Linked DNA regions of Mus musculus: all the other regions are linked to region 3. The links are chromatin loops, found by intact Hi-C in ENCODE. Cell type or tissue: left cerebral cortex. All regions are shown on one strand. Region 1 holds the start of Cdk5r1 (cyclin-dependent kinase 5, regulatory subunit 1 (p35)). Region 2 holds the start of Psmd11 (proteasome (prosome, macropain) 26S subunit, non-ATPase, 11). Region 3 overlaps Myo1d (myosin ID). Region 4 holds the start of Gm38907 (a long non-coding RNA gene).

Evidence for each region. A loop is a pair of places that touch in the nucleus more often than their neighbours do. Peaks named below come from ENCODE experiments on the same cell type or tissue, not always from the same donor. Only the 100,000 strongest peaks of a DNase experiment are listed, where the experiment ranks them.
Region 1: a loop joins it to region 3, with 9 times the contacts of the local background. A loop is called at or near these places in 19 of 42 quality-filtered maps.
Region 2: it touches region 3 in a loop (11-fold over the local background); 20 of 42 quality-filtered maps call a loop at or near these places.
Region 4: it touches region 3 in a loop (4-fold over the local background); 9 of 42 quality-filtered maps call a loop at or near these places.

Annotation. Positions count from the first base shown.
Region 1 is chr11:80,470,370-80,478,369 of GRCm38, reverse strand. Psmd11 (proteasome (prosome, macropain) 26S subunit, non-ATPase, 11) reads right to left here. Exons shown (of 14, transcript NM_178616.3): 11 at 7,952-7,987; 12 at 7,693-7,744; 13 at 6,776-6,918; 14 at 6,237-6,660. The coding sequence ends at 6,776. It overlaps Cdk5r1 (cyclin-dependent kinase 5, regulatory subunit 1 (p35)), which reads right to left and starts at 1,347. Exons shown (of 1, transcript NM_009871.3): 1 at 1-1,347. The coding sequence starts at 861. In left cerebral cortex, CTCF peaks have their summits at 1,544, 4,037, 6,029 and 7,176 (motif pointing left); DNase peaks (open chromatin) are centred at 5,588, 5,917, 6,314, 6,653 and 6 more places; H3K4me3 peaks cover 1,934 bases; H3K27ac peaks cover 5,484 bases.
Region 2 is chr11:80,424,279-80,432,278 of GRCm38, reverse strand. It overlaps Psmd11 (proteasome (prosome, macropain) 26S subunit, non-ATPase, 11), which reads right to left and starts at 3,664. Exons shown (of 14, transcript NM_178616.3): 1 at 3,524-3,664; 2 at 473-574. The coding sequence starts at 3,614. In left cerebral cortex, CTCF peaks have their summits at 1,271 (motif pointing left), 3,803 (motif pointing left), 5,756 (motif pointing left) and 6,777; DNase peaks (open chromatin) are centred at 3,067, 3,735 and 5,756; H3K4me3 peaks cover 2,111 bases; H3K27ac peaks cover 1,190 bases.
Region 3 is chr11:80,665,770-80,673,769 of GRCm38, reverse strand. Myo1d (myosin ID) reads left to right here. Exons shown (of 22, transcript NM_177390.3): 11 at 2,751-2,921; 12 at 7,125-7,195. All of the region lies in intron 2 of Gm38907 (a long non-coding RNA gene), which reads right to left. Among named protein-coding and RNA genes, the nearest start is that of Gm38907, 51 kb to the right of the region's middle. In left cerebral cortex, a CTCF peak has its summit at 3,105 (motif pointing right); DNase peaks (open chromatin) are centred at 3,167, 3,607 and 7,563; H3K27ac peaks cover 2,058 bases.
Region 4 is chr11:80,611,051-80,619,050 of GRCm38, reverse strand. All of the region lies in intron 16 of Myo1d (myosin ID), which reads left to right. It overlaps Gm38907 (a long non-coding RNA gene), which reads right to left and starts at 255. Exons shown (of 3, transcript XR_880037.2): 1 at 46-255. In left cerebral cortex, CTCF peaks have their summits at 3,543 (motif pointing right) and 4,437 (motif pointing left); DNase peaks (open chromatin) are centred at 3,506 and 4,425; H3K27ac peaks cover 2,179 bases.

The sequences.
Region 1 (8,000 bases), 200 kb after region 3:
AGAGAACACTTGTGTGAAATAGTGTGGGTCGGCATTGATCTGCAGCATCTTGGAGCTCATGAGGTTGATAACTGAGAGGCAACGGTCCCAAAAGGCTTCCTTACAGCTCTCTACCAGGAAGGGCTTGAGCGGGTAGGAGATCTCATTGCCCATGTAGGAATAGGAGAGGTACAGACAGGTCAGCAGGACAGCCTGGAGCTCATGGTCGGAGCCCACCTCAGAGGAGATGACATCCCTGCAGAGCATGTAGAGGAAGACCACATTGGCCGGTGTGATGAAACCCTGGTCCTGCCAGCCCTGCAGAAGCAGGGAGCGGTCCACGCTGCGCAGCCAGAGCACGGGGTCCGTTGGGGACAAGTGCTTCAGGCGGTAGCACCGGCGGCAGAGAAACTCACCCAGGCAGCGCAGCAGCTCACTAGTGGACGCCTGGACGATGACCCGTTTGGGTGTCCCTGCAGAGGTGATGGCAGGGTGCGGGGCCTTCTTGACAGAAGAGGAGACCCCAGTCTGGGAGCCAGAAAGCTGGCTGGCTGGGGGTGCGGGCGGCTGAGCCGGCGGGGGCTGGGCGAATGTGGACAGGTTGGCACAGGACAGCGACTTCTTCAGGTTCTCATTGTTGAGATGCGCGATGTTGCTCTGGTAGCTGCTGTTGGGCTGCGCCTTCTTGGAGTTCTTCTTCTTCGCTGACACCGCCACGATCCTCTTCCAAGGCAGCACCGAGATGATGGAGTGCCGCTTCAGGTTCTTGTCCTTGGCGTTCTTGCTGTTCTGCACGGCCGTGTAGTGGCCCACGGTGGCCGCGCCATCCTCAAACAGTGTGGCCTTCCGATAGCTGGGGGATAGGGACAGCACCGTGCCCATGGTGCCACTGCGCGCCCGGCAGGGGCCGGCACCCCCGCGCGCCCAGCCTGCCGGCTGGAGGGGGGTAAAGGCTTACCGAGCCTGTAGCGGCCGCAGAGAGAAAGGAGGCGCTCCCGGGACACGACGCGTTTAGTCCTGCGGATCTGCGTGGAAAACAAGATGGTTCTCAGCCCCGGGCGGGGCTCCACGCCGCGCCCCTCCGCTCGCACTTCCGAGGCCCGAACCCCCGGGCTGCGGCCCCGTCGAGCCCCAGCCTGTGCTTCCACTGCGGCACCGGTCAAAGAGCCGCAGTGGCCTCCGCAGCAGGAATCCAACCAGGCCGCGCACACGGCCCCGGTCCGCGCAGGCTTACCCGCAGTCAGGCAGGCTCCCGCGGCAGGCGCAGCCGCTGCGTCCCAGGCCCTCCGCAATGCGCGCCGCGGCCCGGGTGCTCGACTCGGCGCGGCGGCGGCTCCCTGCTTCTGTCCAAGGTTCTGCAGACGCCGCGGCCCCGCCCCCGCCCGGCCCCCGCCTGCGTCTCCGCCGCGAGCCCGCCGGCCCCGCCCCGCCCCGCCCCGGCGCGCGCCTTGCAAGCCGCCTCTCCGGATCGCGCGCGCGGTCCACACGCCCGCTCGGTCTCGCCGCCAGGTCGCCGCCACTCGCGTCCCTCAGCGCGAGCGGCGCACGGTGGCGCCTCTAGTGGGCGCGCCCATTACGGGACACGGCGCGGGCGGCGGGAACGCGCGAAGCCGGGTCTCCACCTGGAAGGTGCCTGCGCCGCGCGCGGAGCCCGGCCTCGTGAGCTCCGGCGCCGCGCAGCGGAGCTCTCCAGGCGGGAGGGCGGGCGGGAGGGCGAGGGGGCGGGCGGGGCGGAGGGCGGGCCCCGCCCAGACACGTGCTGCCTTTGTTCCCGCCGCGGCCCCCTTGGCAGAGGCTGCGGGCGGTGCGGAGAGCTGGCCCGGGCGCTGGAGAAAGGAAGAGCCGCAATCAGCATCAGCGTAAAAGCCCGGCACCCATTAAGACTCTAGGAAAGCCAGGCCAGAAGGATGAGGGCGGCCTAGAGATCCTATCACGGAGGCTGTCAAAATTGAAGCTGCTGCGCCTTTAGGCCAGTTTCTTATTTGCCCATTTTAAAACTTGATGACAGTAAAATTGCAAGAAAATCTGGTTCTGACTACCGACACATAGTTCACAATCAGCCTCCATGTCCTTCACAAAGGCCACTGCCGAATTACAAGTCATTCATTCTGGACTGGTTCTGGAGACCCAAATTGTCAAATAAGCCAACCTGTATCTTAACTCAGACTCCCAACTCCGAACCTGAGAGAATTCCTGAAAACACCCAAAACAAGAATCTTGTTGAGGTCATTAGGCTTAAGTACTTCCAGGTTAGGGACCAGGGTGACCAGAGAGGTAAGTGCCCTGCCCTGTTACCACCCCACCCCACCCCCCAAAAAAAGTTTTTCCAGGACCTTACCAAGCACACAGGATGGCTAGCTTCGCTGTGGCCCCTTCCTAACAATGTTTCTCATAGAACAGAGTGGTACCTGCTATTACTAGAACACAGCACCTGACACTGGGTAACCTATAAACGAAATAATGAAGTGTTAGCTCACAGCTCTGGAGTATGGTCCAGAGCCAGTAGTAGGACGTGCTGTGGTGAGGATGGAGACTTCAACTCAAACCGGGAAGGGGGAGAGTAAATAATTACATTGGGGGACGGGGAATGAAGGCCAGTGTCACACTGGCTTTCTAACAACTCTGCTCAAAATTAATCCATGACTTGGAACCTTTCCTTGAGACACAGGCCGCCAGCACCTTGCCATCCTCCTGCTTCAATGTTCAGTTAGGATTCAGGCATGAGCCACCATACCAGCTCCAACGAAAACCCTCTCCAAGAGCGCTCTCAACACTGACACTGAGACCGAGCCTCAAGGGTCAGACTCAACCCCCTAGCTGCTCTTCAGTAGGGCGGCCCTGGGTCTCTTCCTTTTCATCATAGTAGGCTGTAAGCCATCTTCCTAAGGCCTTTCAGACCAGCTCCCCCAATGTTTCTTCTACCTGGAAAGGCAACCGCTAAAAACCAGCCTCTGAGCTGACTTCATGCTTATGGTCCCCTTCAAATTCCAGGATTAAGCAAAAGTTAAATGTGTTCTACTTCCCTAATTATACACAGCCCTCCAAAGGCAGAGATCCACCCATTAGAAAGACCCGGGCCTGCTGTTGCCTGCAACTGAATTCCAGCTTTTACAATTCAATCCTAGAGGTCACGGGCCTTCTCCAGCACGGCCACATGCGTGTTCTCTCTTGTCTTCTGTCTGGCCAACCCTACCCCATTACCTTCGAAAACCTCTGCCAACTACCCCAGCCTCCTCGTGTTTGCAGAACAGAAGCAGGATGGCACTACCATACTACATGCTGAGGTGAGAGGTTGTCAGGAACCCTACTCACCTAGGCCACGCCTGGTACGCTTGCTTCACGGAAGCAGTCAGGGCAGCGGAACTCCCAACAGTGGCTAGTTTTTGGGCAGAAAGCCTAAGAGCCTGGCAAAGAGCAAAAGCTCACTTCTTTCATGTGCTTACATAGGCTTCCTTCCAACAGAAGGTGTCGCCCAGGTTAAAGAACGCAGATTAAAGGCCCACCGCAAAACCTGGATTAAAGGCATGGGTCTTCTCACCTCAAGATACAAGTCAGAGCTCCCAAAAATAAACAAACAAAAGCAATCCCTTACTGATGTGCCCTCCATATTTGAATTTTAGTTAATTGCAGAGGTAGTCAAGTTAACAACCAAGAGTAACCATCACACAAGGCACCACAGTGCCCTGCCCACTCAACCCCACCTCTGCCTCCCACACCCAGAGAAACAATCTGTCCAACATGGCAGAATCAAGAGGAGCCCAGAAGGCAGAGCCAGCTGAGTGTTGCAGGGTGTTTTCTTCCCAGTACTCACATAGATCCAGGAAGATGTCTAGTTTTCACTGTCAGCCAGCCTACTTCCTCCCAAGCCTATCTCTAGCTGACTTGCAAAGAGGGATGTCCATGCTACACCTCAGTAGACATCTGCTCCACACATACCACTTCCCACTCTGGCCCAACGACAGAAGGCCAAAGGACTAGCTGGCTACATGGTGCACAAAGGGTTCAACCTGGAGCTACAGAACCCTGGTTCTTGAGGAAGTCTTCCTTGGAGGGCACAGAGCAGCATCTAGTGGCTCTTCTGAGCAACACAGATTACATAACCAGCACCCAGCAGGGCACCAGAGCAGCCCTCTTGACGGCTGCTCTCAACACCAGTCTCACTAATGAACAAGAAAGCCCCAGTCCCTTGAAGGCTAGTACCTAAAAAGAGGCTCTCGGCTAGACAGCCAGAATCAGGCCAGCCTTGGGGGCTGTGTGAGGTGGGGGGAGAGAACCAGGCTAGCTGTAGGAGACCTGGGAAGGGACACTGTGGTACAACCCATGATGGTTTAGTGCAGCACAGTCCAGAAGTACCCGAGAGCCACATGAGTGATGTGCTATTTCCTAGTAATTACATTTAAAAAGAACAAGTGAAATTTCTTAACATTTATTTATGTATGTGAGTACACTATTGCTCTCTTCAGACACCCCAGAGGAGGGCATCAGATCCCATTACAGATTGTTGTCAGTTACCAAGTGCTTGCTGGGAATTGAACTCAGGACCTCTGGAAGAGCAGTCGGTGCTCTTAACCTCTAAGCCATCTCTCCAGCCCCCAGAACAAGTGAATTTTATATTGGCCCCAAACAACCCCAATACATATATAAAAATTAGTAGGATGCTTTACACTTTTTTTCATTCTAAGCCTTTAAAAGACAGTTTGTGGTTACACATCTGAACTAGCCTCACCTCAGGGGCCTGACAGCAGCATTGGGGCTGCTATCCTGAGCCAAAGATAGGTCCCTCAGAAGCCCACGCTTGGGTTCCGAGGGCGGTGAAAGGAGCTGCTATTGAAGAGCACACAAGCACACAACAGCATGCTGGCCGCCAGGACTCCGCACCTTCACTCCTGCAAACCCTCAGGAACAACCTGAAGACTACGGCCCATTCCCCAAGTCCTCACAGCCACCCTGCCCCAAAAGACAACTGAACTCCATTTCTGACGCCACTCCTCAGTTCAACTTCCCTTTCAAATATGGACACCCAGAATGGCTACAAGGACTCCTAGTAGGCAGTGAGGTAAGATAGCTCTGGCCAAGCCAGAAAAGGCTTTATGGAGCACCTGAACTTGTTTGGAAACCCTCCAGCACTCAAGAAAGGACACCTTTTGAAAAAAAAAATTATTTTATTGGAACTCATCTGAACATCAGATATACCTGGTGTTGGTCAGCAAGAACCGTTTGTACATTTGATAATGATGGTGCCAAAACCAAAACAGGGACTGGACATGATGGGGAGAGAGGAGGGTTGAGAACAAAAACCTGATTTTGAAAAGGAAAATAAAAGCCAGTCAGATTCAGTGAAGATGCAAAACCTGGTACAACAAAATCCTTTTACAAAATAGAAATTTATTACCAAAACCTGGAAGGATAATCTGAGAAAGGTTCTAAAGAATGAGAAAGAGGCCAGCAGGAAGGAGGCGGGAGATGGGCGGAGGGAGGGAGGGAGGGAGGGAGGGAGGGAGGGAGGGAGGGAGGGGACAGGGACAAAGCACAGTGGGCACAGCAAAGGTGCAGGCGCTTACCTGCCCACAAGGCATCAAAGCCTGCTGCTAGGTAACTGCACCAAAAACAGAGCATGCTAAAACAGCGCCACCCTGTCTGTCACCCTTTCAAGAGGCAGAGAAAGACACTGGGAAGGAGACATGAGGGTGCTTCAAATGCAACAAGGAAAATTAATATTTTTTAATTAAAAAAAAAAAAACACCCCAGTCTCATTCCTAATGTTCACTATTTAAAAAGGAAAAAAAAAAAAAAAAAAAGAACCCAACCAAATCCATCTGACAGCAGGAAAGAGTGGGAGAGGGAAGCAGCAGATGGAGTTTAGACAGCTCAACTCCTCTAGAGGAAAAGAGAAAGGACATGGCTGAGAGGAAAGAGGAGAGGAAAGCAAAGAGGGTGGAGAGGGATGGTTAAAACACTGAGTCTAATCTAGTTACAGTGTTAAAAAAAGCCACATGCACAGCAGGCCCCCGAGGGCTGTGGGCCCTCACTGCTCCCCGTGTGGCCATGGTGGACACTAGCTCCTGGACTTCTTTCCGTTTTTTCACAGGTCGGAGCCGAGCATGTACTGCGGCGGCAGCACAGCGGACCCTTCAGCTAGTTTGCTGGAGCCAATGTCAGAGAGGGAAGGGTGGACAGGCCAGATGGCAGGGGAAAACACCAAACGCCTCATTTCAAATGAAAAGGAAAACAGCAGTCTATACATAGTTGTTTGTTTTGGTTCAGTACAAACAGAATAAAAAGTCGTTGCTTTTGATGGTCAGCAAACACCCAATTCTGAAGAGGAGGAGAGGTGGCGCCCAGCAGGTGGGTGAGGATCCCCAGTGGTTGGCAGGGTGCCTGGCTTTGCGGCCCTCTCCCAGGAGGCAGAGAGCACAGCTTTAGGTAGTGTAAGCCTTTTTCCTTTTATTTAGAATCTTTTTTTTTCTTTTTCTTTTTTTTTAAGCAATTTCCCCATTCCCGTGTTGGCCAGTACGGATTACATGAGAACTGGCCGCCTATCGCTGGATACAGATGCACCAATGAGGGTTAAAAACTTTCCGAGCGAAAAGTGGAACAGAAAGAAAAGAATCTCCTAGCATTTCCCCAAGGGTTCACTCTCCCGCCACACACACTCTCCAAAGGACCGCTACAGATCCAACTCTGCAAGAGAAGACAGAGCAGTGTCAATCGGGAAAGCCGTGAGGACCAGACGGTGTTCAGTGTCGACAGGCAGAGGACAGTGCTGCCTGACCCTGGCCCCAGGGCCAGCACTCACCTATGTCAGCTTCTTGGCTTTGCTGTAGAGGGAGTCCACTACTTTACTCATGTTCTGAATAGTTTCCAGAGCAGCTTCATAAGTTTTATCTACTGGGGGTTCATCGAAAATGATCAGGACACCCTCCCCCTGGTCCAAAATCCCTGAAAGAAACACAGTGACAAACCAGGTGGAAGGAGGTATTAGATAGTAACAATAGGACCCACTCCCTAGCCTCATTTTCTCCCAACTTTTCACAGCACGCCTTTCTATTTACTCTCTTCTTTATAAAAAAAAAAAAAAAAAGGTCCTTTAGGGGGCTGGAGAGATGGCTCAGCGGTTAAGAGCACTGACTGCTCTTCCGAAGGTCCCAAGTTCAAATCCCAGCAACCACATGGTGGCTCACAACCATCCATAATGAGATCTGATGCCCTCTTCTGGGGTGTCTGAAGATAGCTACAATGTATTTACATGTAATAAATAAATAAATAAATAAATAAATAAATAAATAAATGAATGAATCTTTTTTTTTAAAGAGGGTCCTTTATTATTTTAATTTCTCTCTCTCTCTCTCTCTCTCTCTCTCTCTCTCTCTCTGTGTGTGTGTGTGTGTGTGTGTGTGTGCGTGCGTGTGTCCCTGTATGAGGATACATAGTACATGTGTATTGCAAGAAACCTCGGACGCCAGAAGAGGGTGTCAAATCCTCTTAAACTAGAGTTTACAGGAAGTTGTGAGTTGCTATATAGATGCTGGAAACTGAACCTGGGTCTGTAAGAGCAGTTAAACGGCCTAACCGCCGAGCCATCTCTCTCCACTCCCTTACACATTCTTCAAAGGGAGGGTTACAAGAAACCATCTGAAGAGAAACTCAGCCCATTTTAAAGATACACACCCTTCAAATTCTAACCAGCTCCTGGCCTACGTGACCTTTACTCACCATGAAACTTCTTGTCAAGAATCATCTGTGATAATTTTCTTTCCACGTCGGCCTAAAATTGAAGTACATAATTAAAGACACCAATAGTCACTGATCAGAGATCAGCCTAACATGAAAGTTAAAGACTCTTATAAGAAATGGACTGGAGCAAAATACCAACAACACAACTGTAGCCCGGAGCCCAAGTTCTGTTCCCAGAGAGGGGCCAGCCCCTCTGCACCTTTCCCTACTCCCACCTCTAACAGGCCTGAGAACTTACCTTGGAGAGTTTGATGAGGCTAGATATGTGTTCAATCTAAAAGGAAAAG
Region 2 (8,000 bases), 240 kb after region 3:
ACAATATGCAAAACTCCCAGGTACCAAAGAAGTAGCCTTAGGAAGGCACTATTATTTAATGTCTTATTCATTCTACATCAGAAAAAATGTGAGTCACTTGGGATAAAAAATCTGCAACCATTTTTCAAGTGAAGGGCCTAAAGTCGCTCACTCTCTTTAAATATACCAAAGCAAGTCAATGAAGTTGCTGAAGACTGCTGCTGTAGACATGTAAGGAAATACAGTAAGAACTCAAAAACAAGGAACAAATCACAAATCACCATATCTCAACAAAAACAGGACTTTCCCTCACCTATAAAATAAAATTCTACACTTTTCTGCTTCAAAGTTGAAGATCAACAAGTTGTCAGGAAAATAAAGCTGAATTCCACACAAATGAACTGGGTGTTAAATATAGTCTTGTGTTCTGAGAGACACTCCATCTGGTGTTGCAGACACAGCATTATAGGTATAACTCATTTGTAAGACTTACCAGCAGCTTGTCCAGTCTTCGCCAGGAGAGAACCCAGTTCAAGGATGCTCTGCTCTTTGACCTGGACTGCCTCCTCATCATTTTCTTGAATGTCACGTTTCACTAAGAAAAGAAAATGAACTCTTAAAATTATGATTAAAAAAATGAAGCGGGGGTGGGTGGGTATGGGGGACTTTTGGTATAGCATTGGAAATGTAAATGAGCTAAATACCTAATAAAAAATGGAAAAAAAATAAAAAATTAAAAATTAAAAAAAAATGAAGCAAGGGAAAAGTCACCCTTATAAGACCATTATGAACTCTAGCCTATTTCCAAATGAAACCAGCAAATAAGGACTTAAAAAAAAAAAAACCTTTAGAGTAGAATGACCAACTATCTAAAGAATATGCCTCATATTAATAGTTAAAAAGAATAGATTTTTCACTTTAAGTAGGCCTTAACATGCCTATGTATTTTCGTATCACAAACTAAAATCAAATTATAAAGTTATTGATAACTGTAAAGCAAGTCTTTCAACAAACTTTAGGTCTATAGAAAGTTTTGGCTGAAGGACATATCAAGAATAAACAATTCTAAGCCGGGCGTGGTGGCGCACGACTTTAATCCCAGCACTCGGGAGGCAGAGGCAGGCGGATTTCTGAGTTCGAGGCCAGCCTGGTCTACAAAGTGAGTTCCAGGACAGCCAGGGCTACATGGAGAAACCCTGTCTCGAAAAACCAAAAAAGGGCTGGTGAGATGGCTCAGTGTGTAAGAGCACCCGACTGCTCTTCTGAAGGTCCAGAGTTCAAATCCCAGCAACCACATGGTGGCTCACAACCATCTGTAACAAGATCTGACGCCCTCTTCTGGAGTGTCTGAAGACAGCTACAGTGTACTTACATATAATAAATAAATAAATCTTAAAAAAAAAAAAAAGAAAAACCAAAAAAATAAAATAAAATAAAAAACAATTCTATAACTCCCTCCTAGAGAAATTCCTATCAAAGCTTCAGTGTGATACGAAGAGTTACTCACTTAGGACAGACGGCTGCCTCATGATGGATTCAGGTCCTGTTAAAGTAACTTTTTAATCTGTCCCACTTTCAACTGTTAATAATTATTCAACTGCTTGACCCTGTAACAGCCTTTCCCAAGTTTGCTGTGCTTATTTTGGTGACCATGACTAGTTAACAATGCTCTAAAAAAGCATCATGACTTGACAAAATCCAAGATTTTGATACTCATGATGGAGTCCGGAAAAAGTAATGCTGTCACCCACCATGACTCAAGCTTACTCTAACAGGGGAGCTGGCAGGGGACTCTTAGTATAATGAGCAACCACTCCTTTTTTTTGTTTTGTTTTTCTTTTTATAGTATCTGTATTTTACTTTTCTTTAGAGGGTTGTTTTTTTTTCCCTTATTTGTTTGGTAGTTTCATTTGGAAAATAGGTTAAGGTTCATAAAGGGTCTGATAAAGGTGAAATACTCTAATGGCAATGTTTATTAGTAATTTCTACTTTCTGAAAGGCAAACAAATCAGGCACTATGCACAAAAAACTTTTATGCTCCGCAGATTATTAAATATTAAAGTGTGATCTAAATATTAAAGTGTGATCACAGAAAAATGTCTTTGTAAAAACATCCGATGGCTATGGTACTCTGCTCTAAAACGGACACTATCAGAACTTCGAAATGAAACTCTTCATGATTCCTTCACAATGCACTGTGCTCTCTCGTCTCCTCTCCTTTCTAGTATTCCCAGAGTCAAGAACTTCAAGCTGTTGACAGTGTCCTTTCTTGGTACAAGTCTTGTGTACAGAAATTCAAGACTCAGCAACTCAGTTAAGTCAACATAAGCATCAACATCCTGGCAGTCCCTCATATACCTGCATTCACCAACAACTTGTTGATCCAATCCGAATCTCCCAGGCTACATTTGAAAGCTCACGCCGGGCGGGCATAGTGGCACACGCCTTTAACGCCAGCACTTGGGAGGCAGAGACAGGCGGATTTCTGAGTTCAAGGCCAGCCTGGTCTACAAAGTAAGTTTCAGGACAGCCAGGGCTACATGGAGAAAATCTGTCTCAAAAAACCAAAAAAAAAAAAAAAAAAAAAAACCTCACATTACCACAGGAGGAAGCTCATTCTCTAACTGAACCCTTAAGGAATGAATATTAAAAGGCCTTCTCTGCCATCAACCACTTATTTCTATTTACACCTGAATCCCAGTAGAAAGCGACCGGCTGGAGGTTCCTACTTCAACTTTCCTGTTGCCCTACGGTTTAAGACAATCACGCTATGGTATTAAAATTTTTCTTTTTCTCCAGCAATGTGCGGCCCGCCGGTCCCAAAAAGTTCCCTGAACGACAGCCTCTCAGAACTCAGAACTAAACTTCAACCCCTACTGGGAAAAATGAGTCACCTCCTCTGTCCCGGCGGTCCCACTCGGACGACACTTCAGCTCACAAGCTACACCGGTCAAATACCAATCTTAAGCGTGTGGCACCCCTCAACTTCCCACACCCAGAAAGTGGCCCTCTGCTGCCGGCGGCTGCGGCTGAGGGCTGGCTGTAAGCGACAGCTCCCAGCGTCCCGGAAGAAAACTCCAAGAGAAGCGCTCGCGCTCCCACCCGGAGCAACCTGTGCTGATAACAACGGCGGGAAATGTCAGTCCTGCGCGGCAGTCGCCCGGACCTCTCAACAACACACTCTCCGACCCGTCTGTCCCGGGCCGCCACTCTCAGCCCCCGGCCAGCTCGCGCGGGCCACAATCGGGGACCCTTGAGGGGTAGCGAACCTGGCCCGGCCCGCTCGCCACGCTGCGCTGCGCTGCGCCCACCGTGAGTCAGCAGGCAGCAGGTGGACGGGCCGGCTGCCTAGGGGCTTCCCGCCCGATTGGAAGCCATGGGGCTCCTGGGGTCCCCGAGCGGCCTGCGCCCCCAGCCCGGCCCCCCTCACACACAGTGAGTCAGCAGCACCATAGCCGGCTAGCCCGGCCCCTCTCCGCCGCCTCCGACCCACACAGGCCGCGCCGGGACGGCGGAGCCGCGGGGACGGCGCCAGGCCCTTTACCGATGGAGTGGAGGATGTCGATGGAGGCCTCCCGGTCGGTGCTGAGTAGAGACTGGGCTCTCTGGAACTCCACCACCGCTGCGGCCGCCATCTTACCGCTCTCACACCGTCCCCGGCCGCGGCCGCCGACGCCGGAAACACACACCCGGAAGACCCGCCCTCGCGTTCCTACCAGAAGACCCCGCCTCCCTTCTCCGAGCACCCCGGGAGTTGTAGTCTCTCTGCCCCGTGGGTGGCCCAGGAGCGTCCCGCAAGCGACAAACGAGCTCCCCCATCGCCATCTCGCGGCCATCTGAAGAGACAAACCGAAATTAATCCCCACCACTCCAAAAGAGGCTGAGTACTCAAGGAAAGCTGCTTGGCTGTTTGTATAGTATCCCCGTGTAACCAGTCACTCATAGCGATAGATGATCTTTCAAATTGCCTATTATGTGGCAGGAATAGCACCGTTCAGATTCATTCAGATGTTTTGCAGGGAGGACACATACACACACTCCCTTCCAGGACGGAAGAAATCGCCAATGTAAAAGAACACTGTCTTTCACAAATAGCCATTCCATCATCGGACAGAGCTTCACATTGTGGATTGAAAGTCATCTTTGACCCAATCATTCAATCTAAATAGTTCTTGAGATTCACATTTGACTCATACCAGCTTTCCAGCTCAACAATAGAACAAAATTTTCCTCCCGTATCTCCAATTCCTTCAACTGTAATAGGATATCTGTGAAGATATCAAGGGAAAGGGGAAAAAAGCATGTTTCTTATCACTAAGGATCAACCTAAAGATGTTGCTAAACCTATACAGAGGGAGACCTTCTAAGTTGATGACAATCTGGAAATTAAATAGCTGTGCTGTATAAAAAACTAAGTAGAACCAACATTATACTCCTCTATGACTGGACTAATCAATCTCTATACCTGTCTCCTTTCATTTGTCCAACAATACTCAACAAGAGTCTTTGAAAAAATATTTAATTAATACCTAAGGAAACTGAAGGGAATAAAGTGACTGACAGAACTGAGACCTGGTAGGAAAGACATTCCCACCCTTTGCATTTTCTAATGAAATCTGGGTAATATCCCACCATGCTGGTAACAGAAGTCCTGACTTTGTTGTGTCACGTGAACTAAACTGGCTTCCAAATTCTCCCAACTCTGAAATTCCATGAACTTCGGTGTAATGCTGTGATCATCCCCCCCCCCCCACACACACACACACACACACTCACCCAAGAAGTCATTCCTTCTTTCTCAATCTGATGGAGAGCTAATGAGACTATACTGAATTCATTTGTTGTTGTAGTTTTTAAGTTTTTACTTCTATGTCTGTCTGTCTGTGGGAACTCACATGCCATGGCATGCACATGGAGAAGGGAACTCTTGCAGAAGTCAGTACTCACAATCATGGCCAGCCCAGAGATTGAACTCAGGGACTCATGTTTGGCAGCAAGCACCCTTATCTGTGCCCTCTTCCCTTCTCCTCTCCCAGGTGCTAGAATTAAAGGCACTTCCAGCTTCTGTCTCTTTTTTTTTTTTTTTTTTTTTTTGGTTTTTTGAGACAGGGTTTCTCTGTATAGCCCTGGCTGTCCTGGAACTCACTTTGTAGATCAGGCTGGCCTCGAACTCAGAAATCCGCCTGCCTCTGCCTCCCAAGTGCTGGGATTAAAGGCGTGTGCCACCACAACCAGTCTCCAGCTTCTGTATCTTTTCTTTCTCTCTTTCTTTCTCTCTTTCTTCCTTTCTTTCTTTCTTTCTTTCTTTCTTTTTTGTTGTTGTTTTGTTTTGTTTGTTTGCTTGTTTGTTTGTTTGTTTTTCGAGACAGGGTTTCTCTGTGTAGCCCTGGCTATCCTGGAACTCACTCTGTAGACCAGATGGCCTCGAACTCAGAAATCTGCCTGCCTCTGCCTCCCGAGTGCTGGGATTAAAGGCGTGTGCCACCACACCCGGCCTCTGTATCTTTTCTTAACCAATTCAATTGTATCATCATCCTGAATGTACAATTTAAGAACAACAGGCTTTGGAAATGCTACTTTTGTTCCAAACTCTAGGCGGGGTACTAGTAGATGGTGACTTCTGTAGACTCCTACTCACTTTGATCTTTAGCGTTCCTATCTGAATAACAGGGATAAGAGGGGCTAGAGAGATGGCTCAGCGGTTAAGAGCACTGACTGCTCTTCCTAAGATCCTGAGTTCAATACCCAGCAACCACATGGTGGCTCACAAGCATGTGTAATGAGATCTGATGCCCTCTTCTGGTATGTCTAAAAACAACTACAATGTACTTATATAAATATAATAAATAAATCTTTCTTTTTTTTTTTCCTCGAGACAGGGTTTCTCTGTGTAGCTCTGGCTGTCCTGGAGCTCATTCTGTAGACCAGGCTGGCCTTGAACTCAGAAATCCGCCTGCCTCTGCCTCCCCAGTGCTAGGATTAAAGGCGTCCACCATGCCCGGCTCCTAAATAAATCTTTTAAAACAACAACAACAACAATAACAACAACAAACCGCTAGGCGGTGTGTGGCGCACGCCTTTAATCCCAGCACTCGGGAGGCAGAGGCAGGCGGATTGAGGCAGAGGCAGGCAGATTTCTGAGTTCGAGGCCAGCCTGGTCTACAGTAGAGTGAGTTCCAGGACAGAGGACAGCCAGGGCTATGCAGAGAAATCCTGTCTCGAAAAAACAAACAAACAAACAAAAAAAAAAAAAAAACAGCAATTTTCAGGACTGTTAAGATGTTAAAAAAAAAAAAAAACCTCATACCCGCATTCTTACAGTTGTCCTTTGTTCGTCGTAATTTCAGCTTTGTACCCTCTCTACATGTTGTATTTAGTCTTCAGCGCTTGTGAGCCTCTGGTTGGGATCTCCTGGTGCTCCACAGTGTACCTCGAACTCTGTTCCACACATCTCAGCACTCAGCACTCTCCTGCTGCCAGCTCTGCTCAGTTCTCGTTTTTTATTTTTTATTTTCTCTTCTTCCCTACTCCCCATCACTCTCACTTTTTCCCTTTATAGCCCTTGGTTTTCAACTCAAAGAACAGCACACAGAGATGCTTTCTGAATCATTCCTTTAAAAGTGATGTTTTACGCCTGCAGTTCAGTAAGCAGCCCATCATTCTCTTTACTTCCTTCCTTTAGAGGGCGCCTTTTCTGCCTGACAGTCGGCATTCCTACTCCTACTCATGGACTTAAACATGGCAACCATATCAGAGCCTGACAGTGGTGGAGCACACGCCTTTAATCCCAGCACTAGTGGGCTGAAGAGATGGCCCAGCGGTTAAGAACACTGACTGCTGAGATGATCCTGAGTTCAACTTTCAGCAACCACATGGTGGCTCACAACCATCTGTAATGGATCTAATGCCCTCTTCTGGTGTGTCTGAGGACTGTAACAGTGTACTCACATATAAAATAAGCCTCCTCCTTGTCTACACAGAGTGTTCCAGGCTACACTGTGAGACCCTGCTAAGAAAGAGAGAGAGAGAGAGAGAGAGAGAGAGAGAGAGAGAGAGAGAGAGAGAGGAAGAAGAAGAGAGAAGAGAAGAGAAGAGAAGAGAAGAGGAGAGGAGAGGAGAAGAGAAGAGAAGAGAAGAGAAGAGAAGAGAAGAGAAGGAGGAAGGAAGGAAGGGTGGGTGGGGGATGTGCTCCTGAGTGCAGGTAGTAATGGAGCTCATGAAAGCGAGCCTAGAACCTCTAGAGTTGGAGTTACAGTAGTCATGAGCCACAGACAAGGGAGCTAGAACGAACCAAGAACCAAACTCAGGTCATCTGAAAGAGCACTTCACATGCTTAACTATGTCACCAGCTCCCCAAATATCTTCTAACTCTTCCTGTGACATCAGGGAAAGAGGTTCCCTGTGTAGATAATGTCTACAGTGGCTTCCTCACCACAACTACCTCTAACAAGTTCTTATCTTTAAAAATATATATATGGCACAGCTGTCTGTGAACAGGCTTTGGGTTCCTTACACTTGTTTTTATTCTGGGTCTGTACAACAGCTGTTTGGACTTTTACTGGTTCTCCATTGAAGGTATAATGGAAGATACAAAATTACATCTCAAAACAGCTTGACTTTACTTGAATAACAAAGCATATGGTGTGTAGACTGGATACAATCAGAATGATGTAAATAAATGATTGGCTCAGAAAAACCAAACCCCAATCTCAGCATCACCATGGAAACAACCATGTCTCCCTTTACCTTTTTTAATCCCAAAATAATCTCTCAATCTCTCTCTCTCTCTCTCTCCCTCTCTCTCTCTCTCCCTCTCTCTCTCTCCTCTCTCTCTCCTCTCTCTCTCTCGGTTTTTGAGACAGGGTTTCTCTGTGTAGCCCTGGCTGTCCTGGAACTCACTCTGTAGACCAGGCTAGCCTAGAACTTAGAAATCTGCCTGCCTCTGCCTCCCGAGTGCTGGGAATTACCCCAGGCCCTGAAGCTCCGGAGCCACCCCCTAAGCATGCAGCTCTGAAGAGTGA
Region 3 (8,000 bases):
GAAGTGTCATATTTAAATTATTTTTATATTCATACCTTCCCATTTTCTATTCTACTTATTTATTTTAAAAAGAGAGTGGTATAATAAATAGCACTTCTGCCTCAAATTGCATTTTTGCCTTCCATCATGTGTTAAATATTAGAATGCCAAAAACGTCATTGAAGTATATGAACATAAAATAAACCTGAGTTGTCAATTTTATTATAAAAGAACTGCCTATTGTTTGACTTAAACAGTGATCTCTCATAGCTATTTAAAATACAATTCAATTAAGTTTATAGGAGGTTTCCTAAGAATAAATCTTTTCTTTAATATACAATATAACTGAAGTTGAGGCTTTTTTTAAAGCATGAATCTTATAAAACCTGTTATCCAGGTGTGATTTGGAGGTAACTAATCCAAAATATCCTTTGAAGCTCGTTGTGGTGGCACATACATGTAATCTCAGCACTCCAGAGGCTGAGGCAAGAGAATCACAAGTTTGAGGCCAACCAAGGCTATACAATAAAACCCTACCTCAAAAAAAAAAAAAAAAAAAAAAAAAAAAAAAAAGCCAAAAACTCCTCCAACAATCAGAATATCAAGTCCGTGGGCTTCGTTCCCAGCAGGAGGCCTAACAGCGGCAGTAGCGGCATCCAGACACCTCAGACAAGCTCGGCAACCCTGAAACAGACCACTAAGGCAGCAGAGCCCAACTCCCAGGCGACAGAAACAGCATGGTGTGTGCCAGCATCATAGCCTCTGTTTGCCTTAGAGCCCCAAACTTCTAAGCACTGTGCTTTCTCTCACCATTATAGAACATTCAAGCGTTCTCTGGAGTAAGAAGGAAACATGAACTCTGCACCATCCACCTCCTCATGCCACGGAGCCTTCCTCACACGTCCAGACTACCTGGATTACTCAGCCATGACAGTCCTTCACCTGTCATTTTCCACATCCCTCTGAGACAAATCATCACAGAAACTGTAACCACAGCTCTGTGACCCCATCCCAAAAATGAATAGCAGTTCCTTTAGTTTCATTTCCTACTTCTTACGTTGCTGTGTTGCTGTTGATGGTGACAGTTTGCTTGATTAGATCCTTATGAGTAGAGTGATTGATTAATTGATTGATTGACTGACTGATTGATGATTGATTGATCGATTGAAAGGTTTCTCACATAGGTCTGCCTCCTGTGCTCCCTCCCTTCTTCCCTCACTCCTTCTCTTCCCATCCCTTTCTTTTTTCCCTTGTAATCTTTTGTTGAAAAGAGTGAGCACTTTTTCTGTAATGAGCATTTTTGTCTGTAAGGTTTCCCAGCCCAGATTTTGCTAATCCAATTCCTGAAGTGTCATTAACACACTTTTGTGTACCTGTGTGTTGTGTGTATTCGTGATGAGATCTAGTGTCTTGACCGGTTTCAGAATTAGATTTTCTTCAGAGCCTATTTTATGGCCTGTACGTGGATGCCTACCAGGAGTTCATAAAAATCTGATTATCCCTCTGATTCATTTGCGTCTAAAAGCAAATAATGCTTTTGGTTTTTAAATTTCTATTTTTCCTTCTGTGTGCATGCATGCCTGTCTGTATGTGCACAGCATGCTTACGGGTTCTATGGAGGCCAGAAGAGGGCACTGGAAACCTTGGAGCTGTAGTTACAGGGATTGTGAGCCACCTGATATGTGTGCTAAGAACTGAATCAGGTATCTCTCTCCACAAGAGCAGTAAGAGCTCTTAAGCACTGCACCATCTCTGGAGCCCCTACAAATCATTTTAACTATTGAGAACTTCATACTCTAGTGAACTCCCATAAAGTTAAAATTCAATTTTCAATTACATTGTTTGCCTGAAGCTTTCTAAGAATATATTGTATACATTGTATGTTTTATATAGACATAGCTGGATTTTAGATTTTAGTTATAAAGCTTGTTATTCAGATTCCATAGTCGTAGGAAGAAAGTTGCTGTTAAAAGTGTTTGCATTTGGAGTGAGGGTATGACACGGGACCTCTGTATCCATAAGTCACCTTGCACATCTCTCCCAGCTCATGGGCATTCAGGTCATCAGAAGCGCCTGACTTTTAAAAGCATCTTTAAGCAGTGCTTAAAGCACCATTAAACTTAAAAACAAGAGTCGTTAGAATCTTCAGCCAACATCAGTGGCTTCTAGGAATACAGTTGAAATTTTAAGGTAATTCTTATACCCGGGACAGAAGACTTTACTTTCATAGTCCTAATATTTGAAATGTTTGCCAGTAACAGATTTCCTTCCTTTTTTTGTATTTTAGGACATTTTTCTAAAGGTGTAAATAACTTTATTCATAACTGAAAATATAGTACTGAACATATAAACATGAAAACACGGGTAATTCTTGCAGTGGGGCTGTCCTGCATTGAACGGTTTAACAGCATCCTGACCTTCACCCACTCAGAACCTGTAACATTCCTCTTACCATGAGAATCAAAACTGTCTGCTTACATTTTATTACATGTCCCCAAAGCAAAGTTAATCTCAATTGAAAGAGTGGGATTGGATGTAGGATGGGGAGGCAGGAAGGACAAAGACAAGAATTAATCACTCTTGCCTTAGTCCAGTCATCACTGATGTTCCCTTCATAGCACAAGAGTGAAGGCATTAGGTCGGAGACCTCCGTTAACATGTGTGCTTGACTGTCTGCCCAGTTGACACTGAGGTGAAGGAAGGGGACACCTATGTGCTTGCTTGTTGAGGTTCCTGTTCTCCTGGGCATTGCTTTCCTGCTTGTCCTGCAGATTGATTACTTCAACAACCAGATCATTGTGGACCTCGTGGAGCAGCAGCACAAAGGCATCATTGCAATCCTGGATGACGCGTGTATGAATGTTGGCAAAGTCACTGACGGAATGTTCCTTGAGGCCCTTAACAGTAAATTGGGCAAACATGGTCATTTTTCCAGCCGAAAGGTAATAAGACCTTCCTCTTATCTTGAGCTATAAGACTTTTGCTTATTGTTTGGCAGGGCAACGTTGCTTTATAATAGGTTAAAAGAATGTACAGTCAAATAAAGGGGAAAGGCCTGATTAATAATGTATCTCTCTGTGAGTTCTGCTTCTCTGATACAGTGGTGAGGTTGACAGAATTATAGTATCCAGGAGAGGGAGCTACAGACTAAGGCATTTGCTAGATGCAGGAAAAATGAACAGGATTCTTTAAAAGCATGATGTCATTTGTAGCCAATAGATGCTGAGTACTTGTCCATGTGCTAGAATTTTATGCCTGCATCTGATAGCTCTGCATAAGAAATTGCTTTTGTCCTTGACTTTCCACCACAGTCCTCAGTGACAAAATATGGAGTGTGTTCTGACTGCATTCTTCAGACCCTGGGACCTGCTTAAAAATGAGAGATTTTAGCTGCAGTCATGGTTGTTATGGAGAAATGCATTCTTTTAGTATATTGAGTAAACTTCCAAGTCTCCATTTTTTACAATCTAAAAATGTCACAAATAAACCACATTTGTACAATAATTGGTAGGAGTTGTGGTTCACAGACTCTTGTGCGAGACCTTATATATGCAGTATGCTCATCAATTGTGTTTGTTTAGAAGTCTGTGTTGGGGAGGGACACCTCGTCATCACCCCAGGCTTCCTCACAAATGCAAGCTTGTTCAGGAACCAGACGCTGCCAGGAAAACATGCCTTGTTCCTTCCCATCTAGAAAGAAATGGGCAGCAGTTTTGTTTCTCTGTAAGTCTGCAGCACATTGCCACTGCTGCATGAATAAATCTACTTCCTAACTCCGTCCCCTTGGAATTATGTAATCTTAATGGAGAACTTCCACCATTAACTATAAATAGGGTGTGAATCATCTGCAAATTGATTATTAACTGACACTTATCTCAGGGCTGTTACTTGTAGCTACAAGCTGGTCTTCAGCTAATGCATTTAGAACCTAGGTCTCTTCAGCCAGTTCCCACTTAGACCCAAACGTCTGATTAAGCACCTCTTGTTTAAGCAGGTCTAGTCCTCAGAGGTGGGCACAAAACTGTACAAAATGGAAAGTAACCCTAGTCTCAGTGAGACATTTAGGGGGTACCTTTATCTAGGCAAATGGCGGACTGTAAGGGAGTTTAGAGATATCATCACAGGTTGTGGAGATTCATCTACTGATGTACCCTCTGGATACTAGACAGTCGGTATTGGTGAAATTATATTGATTTATCATACCAAATGAATCTTTCTTAAATTGTTTATATTTAAATAGATATCTGTAAGTCCCAAAAGTGACACCCCAAATTATTATTCTATCTTTTGCCATTCAGCCATTTATATAGCTGAATTAAGTAAATCAGTCAGGCAAAAAAAATTTTTTTTTCATTTTACTTTATGGGTATGAGCATTTGGCCTGCATGAATGTACACCATGTGCATACAGTCCCCTAAAAGGCCAGGAGTGGGAAGGAGGACTTGAACCCAGTTCCTCTGGAAGTGCTCTTAACCACTGAGCCATCCATCTAATCCTTCAAGTATTTTTGAAATGTAATCTCACTTTCTTTCTTTTTTGAGATGGACTCTAGCTCTGTGTTGCTCAGACTGGCCTCAGACCTCAGGGCTGTACTGAGCCTCAGCCACGCAAGTGTCTAATGCTGGCACTGCATGCCAACACACTAAGCTGTAATCTCTCCTTAAGGCAACTGAACATCTTGTGTTTAAACACTTGCTACTGTTTTGATAGGAAATCCTAATAGTAATAGTAATTGATTGCTTTCTCTTTTATTTATTTATCTCCTTCTTTGTTACTGGTTTTGGTGGAAGTCCCAGTTTCCCAACAGACCAAGTACCTACTTCTTTTTCCTCCTCCCTCAGTATCCCATGGATAAATACTGAAATGAAATATTTAAAGTATATTCTTTGGGGAATTTGTGTATATGTGGTATGTGTCTATGTCTGTATGTAAGCATATATGGAGGTCAGAGGTCAATGTCCTATATCTTCTCTATTGCTCTCCAACTTTTAAAAAATAATTTACATTTATTTATGTGTTTGGGTGTGTGCATGCATATGCATGCCTTGACACACATGTGAAAGTCAGAGGACAACGTGCAGGAGTTCATTCTCTCCACCATGTAACTTCCAAGGATCAAACTCGGGCTCTGTGGCAAGCCTCTTTACCCACTGAGCCATCCCACTAACCTAGTTTATTTTGTGAGACAAGGTCTCTCCCTGAGCCTGGACCTCCCTGATAGAGCTATCAGGTATCCTCCTGTCTCTGCCCTACTAGCACTAGGATTACAGGCATCACTGTACCCAATTATAGTATGTAATTGCTAAGGATCCAAATCAAGTCCTCATGTATATGCTGCAAGCGCTATACCAACTGAGCCATCCCTCATCTTCTGAGGAATTTTACCTAATAAGGAAAGAAATGAAATAGCCAAGCTGTCAAGATGTTTAAATCACCTCATACCTTTTAGTTAAATAATTCCATTGGGTTGTATGTTGAGCCAGGTATCATTTGTTACTGCTAACTGATCAGACAGACTTACTGGCTTATTAAATAAAAGATTGGTGACTTTTATTTGGGGCTAAAAATCTTCCTTTTGATTTAAAAGTAACATGGAGAAGCAGTCACATGATCTAAACAACTATAAAATATTTTAAAATAAAAAGCTAAAACAAGTATATAACAGTACAAGAAAAAGTTAATGGATTTATGTGTGTGTGTGAGAGAGAGAGAGAGAGAGTGTGTGTGTGTGTGTTGAGGACAATCACAGCTTTGTGTTTTATACAAATGTAAGAATGGATCATAATTTGAGTCTTATTCCTTCAGGAATTTTACAAATTAAAGAATATTTCAAAAGGGCGGAGGTGAGGGGAAAGAGTGTAGAGAGAGTGCTCGGCAGTTAAGAGTGCAGACTGGCCTTGTGCAGACCCCAGCACCCATGTCAAGAACCTTACAACTGCCTTAGCTCCAGAGCCAGGACATCCAAGAGCCCCTTCTGGCCTCTGAAGGAACCCACACTCACACTGCATAAACCCCCGTAGACACAATTAAAAATAAAAGTGCAGCTTTGAGAGCTCTGGAGGAGGATATATTTTGGAGACACCTTTACACTAGATGCCTTGGACTCCAGATTTATTTAACTTTCTACCTTCTCAGATAAATAACTATTGAAAGAGAGTAAGCCTCTGACTTCCTATAATTCGTCATTTGTGAACCTCTTAGACACTGTTCCTTTAGCGTCTGAAGCCTGCTAACCGGGACAGGATTCTGTGCTGTAGGGCACTGTCATCTCAGTGGTACCAGTATTGCAGTTCTAAGTGGTACTGTGTAGAATTTTACTTATCTGCTGTCTTGGCTCTACTGTAGCAAAGAAAGTTGGAGGAAGTCATGAAGAAATCCAGTGACATATAAAGCCTGCCATTTACAGAGTAGCCCCTGTCGGTGATAAACTGTATACAGCACTCAACTCTGGGAAGAGCACCTAAGCTGGAGTCCAGCTCAGCAGGCAGATGAACCACGACACTGGATGCACGAACACGTGGCCCTTTCTGTTTCCTGGAGCCTTTCAGGGATACCACTTACTAGCAATTTGATGTAGTGTTATCTGTCTACCTCACTGAGCCTCAACATGTATGTGAGAGAAACACTGTTATGCTCTAAGAGTAGATTATATGGACTGTGATATGTGTGTGCCTCACAGATAGTAAGCCTTCAGTGTGATCCTCCCAAGTGGAACTTGGAAGAGAAAGATCCAAGCATCAGAAGATGATAGCACGGCAATGTCTGTTTCTCAGAAAGCCATACTTCATCCATTGTTTGTCTGCCCCACCTGCTAGGGACCATCCTTTACATCCAACTAAATAAAGGGCATCATTTGCCAACCTCTCACCACACTAGGTATGGGATAACCACAGTTCATATGCATTGTCTAGACCTAGCCATTTGCCCAGATCGACTATTAGAGCAGCCAGCAAATGGGGACTAGCTGTGTTCTGCATGAATCTCTGCCAAAAGCCTGTACCTTGTCAGCCGTGGATTTAAACAAACCCCACAGAATGGGATCTTATTTAGGTATTGTAATTTGTTATGTTTGGTCATATTAAGTTAGAATGCACTTTTAGAAGTTGAAAATGCCTTTTTTCAGATTTATGTCCTTTATCTCATAGACCTGTGCCTCAGACAAAATCCTGGAGTTTGATCGGGACTTTCGAATCCGTCATTATGCGGGTGACGTGGTGTAAGTATCTTACTCTGGTGCCTAGCATGATAATTTGCATGCAGCCTGTCTTCAGGAAATAAGACTAGGAAACTATCAGTCATTTTTCTTTTTATGTGTGTGTGGAGGCGGGAGGAGAGGTCATTTTGTAGATGAGCGAGCGTATTTTAGTCTTTTGGTTTGAGGAAAGTGCCATAGCTTCATTTCTTCCTTGCTTCTCAGACATTTGGTTTGAGTGTATATTGTGTGACAATATGCACTTCCTGGTGTGGTTGGAACTCAGTAAAAATTAACTAGTGTATCACTTGCCTTGGGTCTACAGTAGACACACGGATAAGATGGGTGCTGCCCATAAGAAGCCAGCAGAATAGTGAATACAAGTAGATACATCTACGTCACAGGAAGGGAGGGAAGGTCTTAGCTGCAGAGACATTATGGGAGCAGTGAGGAGTCTGGAGAAGTCTCGTTGGAGGAGGCAGTGTGCAAGTTTCGCACCGTTAAGTGAAAGCCTGGAGATAGGAGAGTAGAGAGTGAGGGGCCAGGAACTGCAGAGCACCCAGTGTCTGCAGGGCTACAGCAACTGTGCACACAGAAGCAGTTTTACTCTATTATTGTCAGATAATGTTTAAAAAGAGAATTCTTATTTTTAACTGTTTATTGCCTTACAATAAAAATAGCAAATGACATGAAGTACCAAGTGGTGTGAAAATTATCTCGCTATGTTAGGGTTCAGGTGCTCCTGTATCAGACTGTCACAAGCCGGTGGCTTAAAGCAGCAGCCACCTAGGCGAGGGAATGTAGCTTAGTGGTGAAATGCTTGCCTGGC
Region 4 (8,000 bases), 55 kb after region 3:
AGACAGTGCTCTCTCCAAAGGTGGTGAAGGAAATCAGTCTCCTACCTCTTGTGGCTTCTGATAGCTTCCACCAGTGTGTGGCTTGTGGGAACATCACTCCAATCTCTATTCTTGCATCTGCCCTCATGGAAACAGTGCTGTCTGCTCCTGTACCTCAGGTCTCCCACTGCCACCGTCTTGTGAATTATGGGACTGCATTTAGGCTCCAGCCAGATAATCCAGGATATTCAACCTGTGTTAAAAGCTTTAATCATATAAACTCTTGGACTATTTATTGCCATTAAAATATGTAGCGTATTAATATCAACAACCTCTTAAAAGGTCTGCCTATAAATATTGTATAATTTCTTTGGTCAGAAACATCTGGGCTAAGTTGCGTCACCTGAGTCAATATTTTCTTCAGTGCTGTTTAGCAAACCAACTGTCTTTGGTCTATTTACCTAACAAATAATTTACAGAATGGTTTTCACTTGTAGAGTCATGTGCGGGGTTCTTCGCTATTCTTCAGGAACCCTGTCTAGCAAAACTAGAGGGAAAACCTGAGATTCATCTCTCTTAAGAGAGAGTGGGATCTAGTGGGTAAGTAACCCCTGACCTCTGCAGTCTGCAGTGGGGAGTGTTTGTGCTCCTCTCGGAACAGACAAGCAACACGGAGGTGTTTTTCAGTTGCATGTGCCTCCTAAGTGAAAAACAGAAAATAAGTCATTGTAATTGGCACAGTAGAAACCTCCCTGGGTGGTGGTGTTCTGAAAAGAAACGGCAGCTTCCCACCAGGCATGCGCTCTCCGATTTCCTGTCAACCGCAGTATATGAAACAGAAAAGGTGAGAGAAATGATCACCACACAGTGGCCAGTGGGATGTACAACCCAGAGAGCTTAAAATATACCTATGTCAGCCTTGTCTTCTCAGGCCTCTCTATGAAAAGAACACGATCCTATAATCCACACATAGCACCAACCTGCATGTAGGTGAGACTGGTCCAACTCCAGGTACAAGAAGAAACAAATTCTGTTATAGTCACTAAGTTCTAGGGTAGTGCAATAGGCTGAATAATGGACTCTAAAAGATGTCTTCTTTCTAATCCCTGAAACCTGTTACCTCAGTTGGGAGGAAAGTTTGCTTCTGCACATGCACTCTGTTTCCATTTTTATTGGATATTTCCAAATGTAAAGAAAGTCGAGATTCTTTTTTTTCTTTTCTTTTTTCTTTATTTTTTTATTAGATATTTTCTTTATATACATTTCAAATGCTATCCTGAAAGTTCCCTATACCCTCCCTCCTCCCTGCTTACACAGGTTCAAATGAGAGAATCTCAGAATCCATGGCCCTTTGGAAGGACAGAGACCTGCTGGGTCACCTCTCCAGAGGGGTGTGAGTGAGAAATTCTCACAGCAGCTGTAATAACGCTGGGGCTTTGTTCATGGCCATGTCTTCTCATGAAACCTCTACCAAAAGCATCAGAGAGCTAGCTAATATAGTCTAACCCAAAAATGGCTTCTTTTTTGGAATCAGAACTTTTAAATAAGTTTAATATATTGTCTTAGTTAGGGTTTTACTGCTGTGAACAGACACCATGACCAAGGCAAGTCTTATAAAAAACAACATTTAATTGGAGCTGGCTTACAGGTTCAGAGGTTCAGTCTATTATCATCAAGGTGAGAGCATGGCAGTATCCAGGCAGGCATGGCACAGGAGGAGCTGAGAGTTCTATGTCTTCATCCAAAGGCTGCTAGTGGAAGACAACTAGGGTGAGGATCTTATACCCACACCCACAGTGACACACCCATTCCAACCAGGTCACACCTATTCCAACAAGGCCACACCTTCAGATGATGCCACTTCCTGGTCCAAGGATATACAAACCATCACATATATATATTTTAATTTTATAAACTTTATTTTTAAAAACTTGAAAATAAAAAATTCATACACTCCTATATATGAAAAAAGAATATGAGCTGGTGAGATGATGGCTCAGCAGTTAAAAGCACTGACTGCTCTTCCGGAGGTCATGAGTTCAAATCCCAGCAACCACATGGTGGCTCACAACCATCCATAATGAGAAACAAATTTAAAAAAAAAAAAAAAAAAAAAAAAAAAAAACAACAACAAAAAACCCTAGGTCAGAGCAAGCAGGGCCCGGAGTGAGCGGGACCTGGAGTAAGTAGAAGTAAGGGGGGGTGGGGGGAAGAAGAAAAAAAGAATACATAATTTAAAAAAATATATAATCCTAAGAATAGAAGTTCACTGAATCATATAAACTTTAGGTCTAGTCAATAACTTTGGTATATGATGTGATGTTATTAATTACAGTTTTATTAATTTCAAAACCAGTATAGAACTAGTAAATAATTTTTGTTATTTTGGTTTTACAGAAACCAAACAACAGAAGTCTAGTCTCCCCCACAGTCTCATCCTCTTTATTCAAGTGTTAAAAGGAATTTTCTCATAGGCCCTGTGAAGGCAGGAAAAATTACACAGTAGAGCTCGTGGCTTCCTCCTCAGTCATTTCTCTACAAAAGGGAGAATAGAGGTCTGCATTTTCCTTAGTCACTTGATGAATGACACTTGAGCACTGAATTTTGCCCCCACCCAAAATAATAGTTCTTTATTAAAATCCTAAAACTGAAATGAACAGGTAGGTAAGCAAGCACTTAATTTAGAATCTCTGCATTCTATACTGGGAACCAGCTTAAGGTAAAGATTTTGTGTTTTGAACGAAATCCTTCTGCTGGGAAAGCAATGTTCAACGAGACTCAGACTTTTCCATTTGTCACTATGTCAGGGGCCAGTGGTCTTTCAAGTTGATGTTTGTCTATGCTAGACTGCTCTAGAGCATGCTGTTAGACTGCTCTAGAACTGTGGCTATCAACATTGCTGTTGAAGTTCTCCATTGCTGAAGACCATGACTGCTGCCAAGTCTCTACTGTCCTGAACGTTTGTTTCTGAGTGGTTTGGCTCTTCCTCACGGCTGTGTGACGGGGTGAATTTTTCTTTCTGTGTTCTGCTAACCACACAGTTACTGGGCCCTCCCTGCAGGTCAGACTCTCATGACCTTTTCTCAGACAAGCAACTCTCATGTATAATAAATGCATTTGTTTTATTCAGACCAATAATGATTCATTCACCATCAGGCACTCTTTGAAAATCCAGTCCTGAATGAAGCAGAAATAGATCTTGTCTTTGTGGAATATACCTTCTGGCCAAGAAGTGAAGCAAAAGGTGTGAACAAAGAAATAACTTCAGCTTATGTAACGCTGTGGAGGAAGGTCCCTCGGGACCAGGATGCATGGAGCCAGGATGCTCTGCAAAGACCTCTCTAAGGAGAGCTGACCCTAGGACTAGATCAAAGAGAACAGGGAATGGACCAGAGAAACACTGAAGCAAAGCCTGCAAAGCAAGACGAGCATCTGAAGGCCTTCCCTGCAGCCTGCTGGCTGGGTCTGCCCGCCCACCACCTTGCACATGGCTGTTCCTTCAAGGCTCAGTGCAGCAGGGCTTATCTCCACACAGGGTGTCAGCTGGAGCCTGGGTTTGGATTTAGTTCTCTGTAAGGACACCTGAGGGCGGCTATGAGGGAGTTCCATGAAATATTCATCACAAGCAGTCAAGAGGGGTGAGAAAAAAGAGAGAGGTAGATTTTGATGATCCTAATGTAATTCTCAGGATCACAAACAGAAATGGCTATAGGCAATTTAGTGCTGGGGTTTATTAGAAAGGCCGTCTGAACTGGAGGTAGGTGTTCCTGACTTTGCATGAAACTCCTGGCTTGGCTGGTGTGTTGACTGGCAGACTCTCCACTATAGCTTAAGTCTTCTATAGTCAAATAACTGTATTATGTGGGTGCACACATCTGTGTATCTGTTCATATCAGTTCATCTCCCTGCCTGTTTCCCAGTGACTTCCTTTTCCTCAGCGGCTTTTACATCTGTTTCACAGAGATTTCTCATGGTAATTTGATATTAACCCTTCTTAGTCCCTGACCAGAAGGAGCCTATTAGCATCCTGCCCACTCACCGATTATGCCCATCTGCTGTACCTGACAACTAATTTGCATTCCAAAGAATCTAGAGCTCTTATGGGCATGCCACACTTTTAAATCATATATAATCTGTAGAATGCACCCTACTAACTGCCATTCCTGGTGTGAGCATGAGAGAAAAGAAAGCCCTGGTTGTAAGCCCTTTCATCCCTGTGTAGCTTGTATCTTAAGAAAAGCATAAAAATTATTTTATGGACATATACTTGATTTTTAGACTAGGAACAGCATTTCTAAATATAGCAGCAACCAGAGAATTGAGAAAAGCAGATGTTGACAGCTGTTCCTGCCCCAAACTTAACACTCTTAATTCTCAAAGTATATCGCTACACAGAAACAGAAAGTGCAGTTCACATTGGCACAGAGAATACTACCTTCTTGCTCCGTCTGGCGCCCCCTCATGGTTGTAAGATTGGAACTAGCAACTTCAGCAACCTGGCTTACTGTTTCAGAGAGACACTGCTAAATCCTTGGGCAGTTTCAGAAGACACAGGAGTGGCGTTTTGTTTTGTCTTAGTTTTCCTCAGAAACACTGAGTAAAATTCTTGTCATATTTTATTTTCATGAACTAATAACTATATCAAAGTTGTCGTAAAGGGCAAAGTGTAGTCTCAGGAAATATAAAAGACTAGCTGGTTTTCTATACAAAAACTTCTGCAAAATTTTACTATGTAAAATTCTAAGTACAGGATGGCTTTTTTTTTTTTTTAAAAAGATGAAGAAACATGAAGAAACAGTTTAAAAAAAAAAAAAGTCAAGCCAGGCATGGTGCTGCAAGCCTGTTATTCCATCATTCAAGAAGTGGGGGCAGGGGGATTCTGAGCTGGAGGCCAGCTGGGACTACACAAGGAGACCTTATCTGAAAACATTGGGTGGGAGGATGCTGGGGAATTTTTTGGTAGTTTGTGAGGATCAGAGTTCGGATTTCCAGGACCCATGTAAAATGCTAAGAAGTTGGGTAGGGTACCTGTAACTCCAGCCGCTGAAGGCAGAAGGTAAGAGCAAGCTCACTAGGGAAACTAGCCGCATCAGTAAGCTCTGGGTTTGATTGAGGGACCTTGCTCCAATGAATGGGTTAGAAGAACATTAAGGATGATTCTCTGCATGAACACAGGATGAGTACCAGTGCACTGTTTTCCATCGCCTCCTAGGCCATGGCAAGAGAGACCTTTGAGATAACGTGTATGTGTTATCAGGAGCTGTTGGGGTCGGTGGTAGATTCCCTAGATGGTCAGCTTTCCAGGGAAGAACCTGAAGCCTCTCCCTGCAGAGCCGGCCAGGGAGCTGTCCACCTCGCCAGTGCTGGATTCCCGAGCAGCAACCTTGCTCTGCAGTATTGGACACTTTATACAGTTGGAGCCTTTTAAAGGGGTTTGTAGTAAAACAATACTGAAAGACATGGTGGCATACACCTTTAATCCCAACACTCAGGAGACAGAGGCAAGTGGATCTCTGTCAGTTCTAAAGCAGCTAGAGCTACATAGTGAGACTCCATGTTGAAAAAGAACTAAAGTCAAGAAGTAGGCTTCATGACACTTTCAATCAAATATATTGTGTATTTTGACCGCATTCACTATTTCCCCCTTCTGCCCTCCTCCCTACTCATTTCCATCCTTGTCCCAAATAGGCCCTTCTACATCCGTGTGTGTGTGTGTGTGTGTGTGTGTGTGTGTGTAATGTGGGATCCACATTGTATTTTTGTGAGTCTGGTTTATTTCACTTAGCATGTGATCTCCAGTTTCATTCATTTTCCTGCCATCATCCTGAGTGAGGTAACACATTCACAAAGGAACTCACACAATATGTACTCACTGATAAGTGGATATTAGCCCCAAACCTAGGATACCCAAGATATAAGATACAATTTGCTAAACACATGAAACTCAAGAAGAATGAAGACTGAAGTGTGGACACTATGCCCCTCCTTAGAATTGGGAACAAAACACCCATGGAAGGAGTTACAGAGACAAAGTTTGGAGCTGAGATGAAAGGATGGACCATGTAGAGACTGCCATATCCAGGGATCCACCCCATAATCAGCATCCAAACGCTGACACCATTGCATACACTAGCAAGATTTTATCGAAAGGACCCAGATGTAGCTGTCTCTTGTGAGACTATGCCGGGGCCTAGCAAACACAGAAGTGGATGCTCACAGTCAGCTAATGGATGGATCAGAGGGCTCCCAATGGAGGAGCTAGAGAAAGAACCCAAGGAGCTAAAGGGATCTGCAACCCTATAGGTGGAACAACATTATGAACTAACCAGTACCCCGGAGCTCTTGACTCTAGCTGCATATGTATCAAAAGATGGCCTAGTCGGCCATCACTGGAAAGAGAGGCGCATTGGACACACAAACTTTATATGCCCCAGTACAGGGGAACGCCAGGGCCAAAAAGGGGGAGTGGGTGGGTAGGGGAGTGGGGGTGGGTGGGTATGGGGGACTTTTGGTATAGCATTGGAAATGTAAATGAGCTAAATACCTAATTAAAAAAAAAAGAGATCATCTCATTCTTCGTGATAGACTAGAATTCCATGTGTGTCTACACCATGTTCTGTGGCTGTGGACAGTAGGTTGATTTTGTGTCTCTACTACTAAGGATAATGCCTCAGTGAACAGAAGCAGGCATCACTGTAGCCTGCTAACTTAGAAGTTAGGTTTTTTAAGAAGTTAGTTGTTTCCAGGTACCTCAGGAATACTGAATCTTTCTTAAGCTAACCCAGGTATCTTGTTTTTCCTTTGTGCTCCCTCCAGAAGACACATGTACCACACAGGCTTATTGAATGAAATAAGACCCCCACTGCTTCTAGGAACATTTTATAAGTCAGAAAAGATTGAAAGAGAAAATAATCTAAATGCCAGTGTTTTATAAAGATACGAGGTATTTCCCAACTAATAGAGTAATAAAAATATAACTTATATTTAGATGTGGAAGCTTAAGTTGCCAGAAAGATAATTAGTATTATTGCTGGAGTCTAACTCTGATACCTCTAGGTATATAGTAAGTGTTGTTTGTTCTTTTTCCTATTAAAAACAAGTTATTGTTGATGAATATTTAGTATCTCATTGGACCTGTATGCTAAGAAGTAAAATAATTACCAATTTCAAATATCATATTGTTCCAAAATGGTGTTCATAGTTAATTCTTAGTTAACTTTCTAAGAGTACTAAGTAGAAATTGCTCAGCCAATATTTAGTGTACTTTTTTCTTTTTTTTTTTAGTGTACTTTTTCTATATTACAAAAATTTGAGTCATATATTTTCATTTATCAAAGCTATTTGCCAAAGTGAACTTTCACTCTCTTATGAAAACTCGTCTTCTGATGTATAATTCCTCACAGCAATCCATTGGTAAATAATGAAAACAGCCCTAAGTAACAAAACGAAACAAAAATCCCTTTATAACTATAAGTTAAGCTTGTCAGCAAACCCTGATGTGCCTTTGTGGTAAGTGCCATCATAGCTGCAGTGTGTAAGTCCCTCTTCGTGTCTGCCTCTATCTTACCATAACACTGTGAACCTTTTCTCATGAAATCAGAACAAGGTTGTGTTCGTGCTGTAGAAAGAGAGCGAGTCAGTTGAGACATGGTGATTTGGGGACTGCCTGTCTTTACGTGAAGAGTGTAGACTAGGCTGTATTTGAAACCAGCACTCCTGTTGACTGTCAAGAAAGCTCAGGTCTCGTTCTCAGAAGGAAATCAAATGAAGGGCACTGCCCTGCATAGGGTCACTGGCTCCCAGTTGTGATCAGTTCTTGGAGTTAGAGCAGCCTGAGATACTGTTTCCGTATGTACTGTAAGCTGCAGAGTACAAAACATCCGCCTGTCTGGACCACTAAGAGAATTAATGAGATGCTGTGTGTAAATCACCTTACTCAGAGGCCAGCACAGGCCTGGCACTCTCTCCTTCCCTCTGTCTGCCAGCTGATGAGTCCAGTCTGTCTTACGTGAAGGACTAGG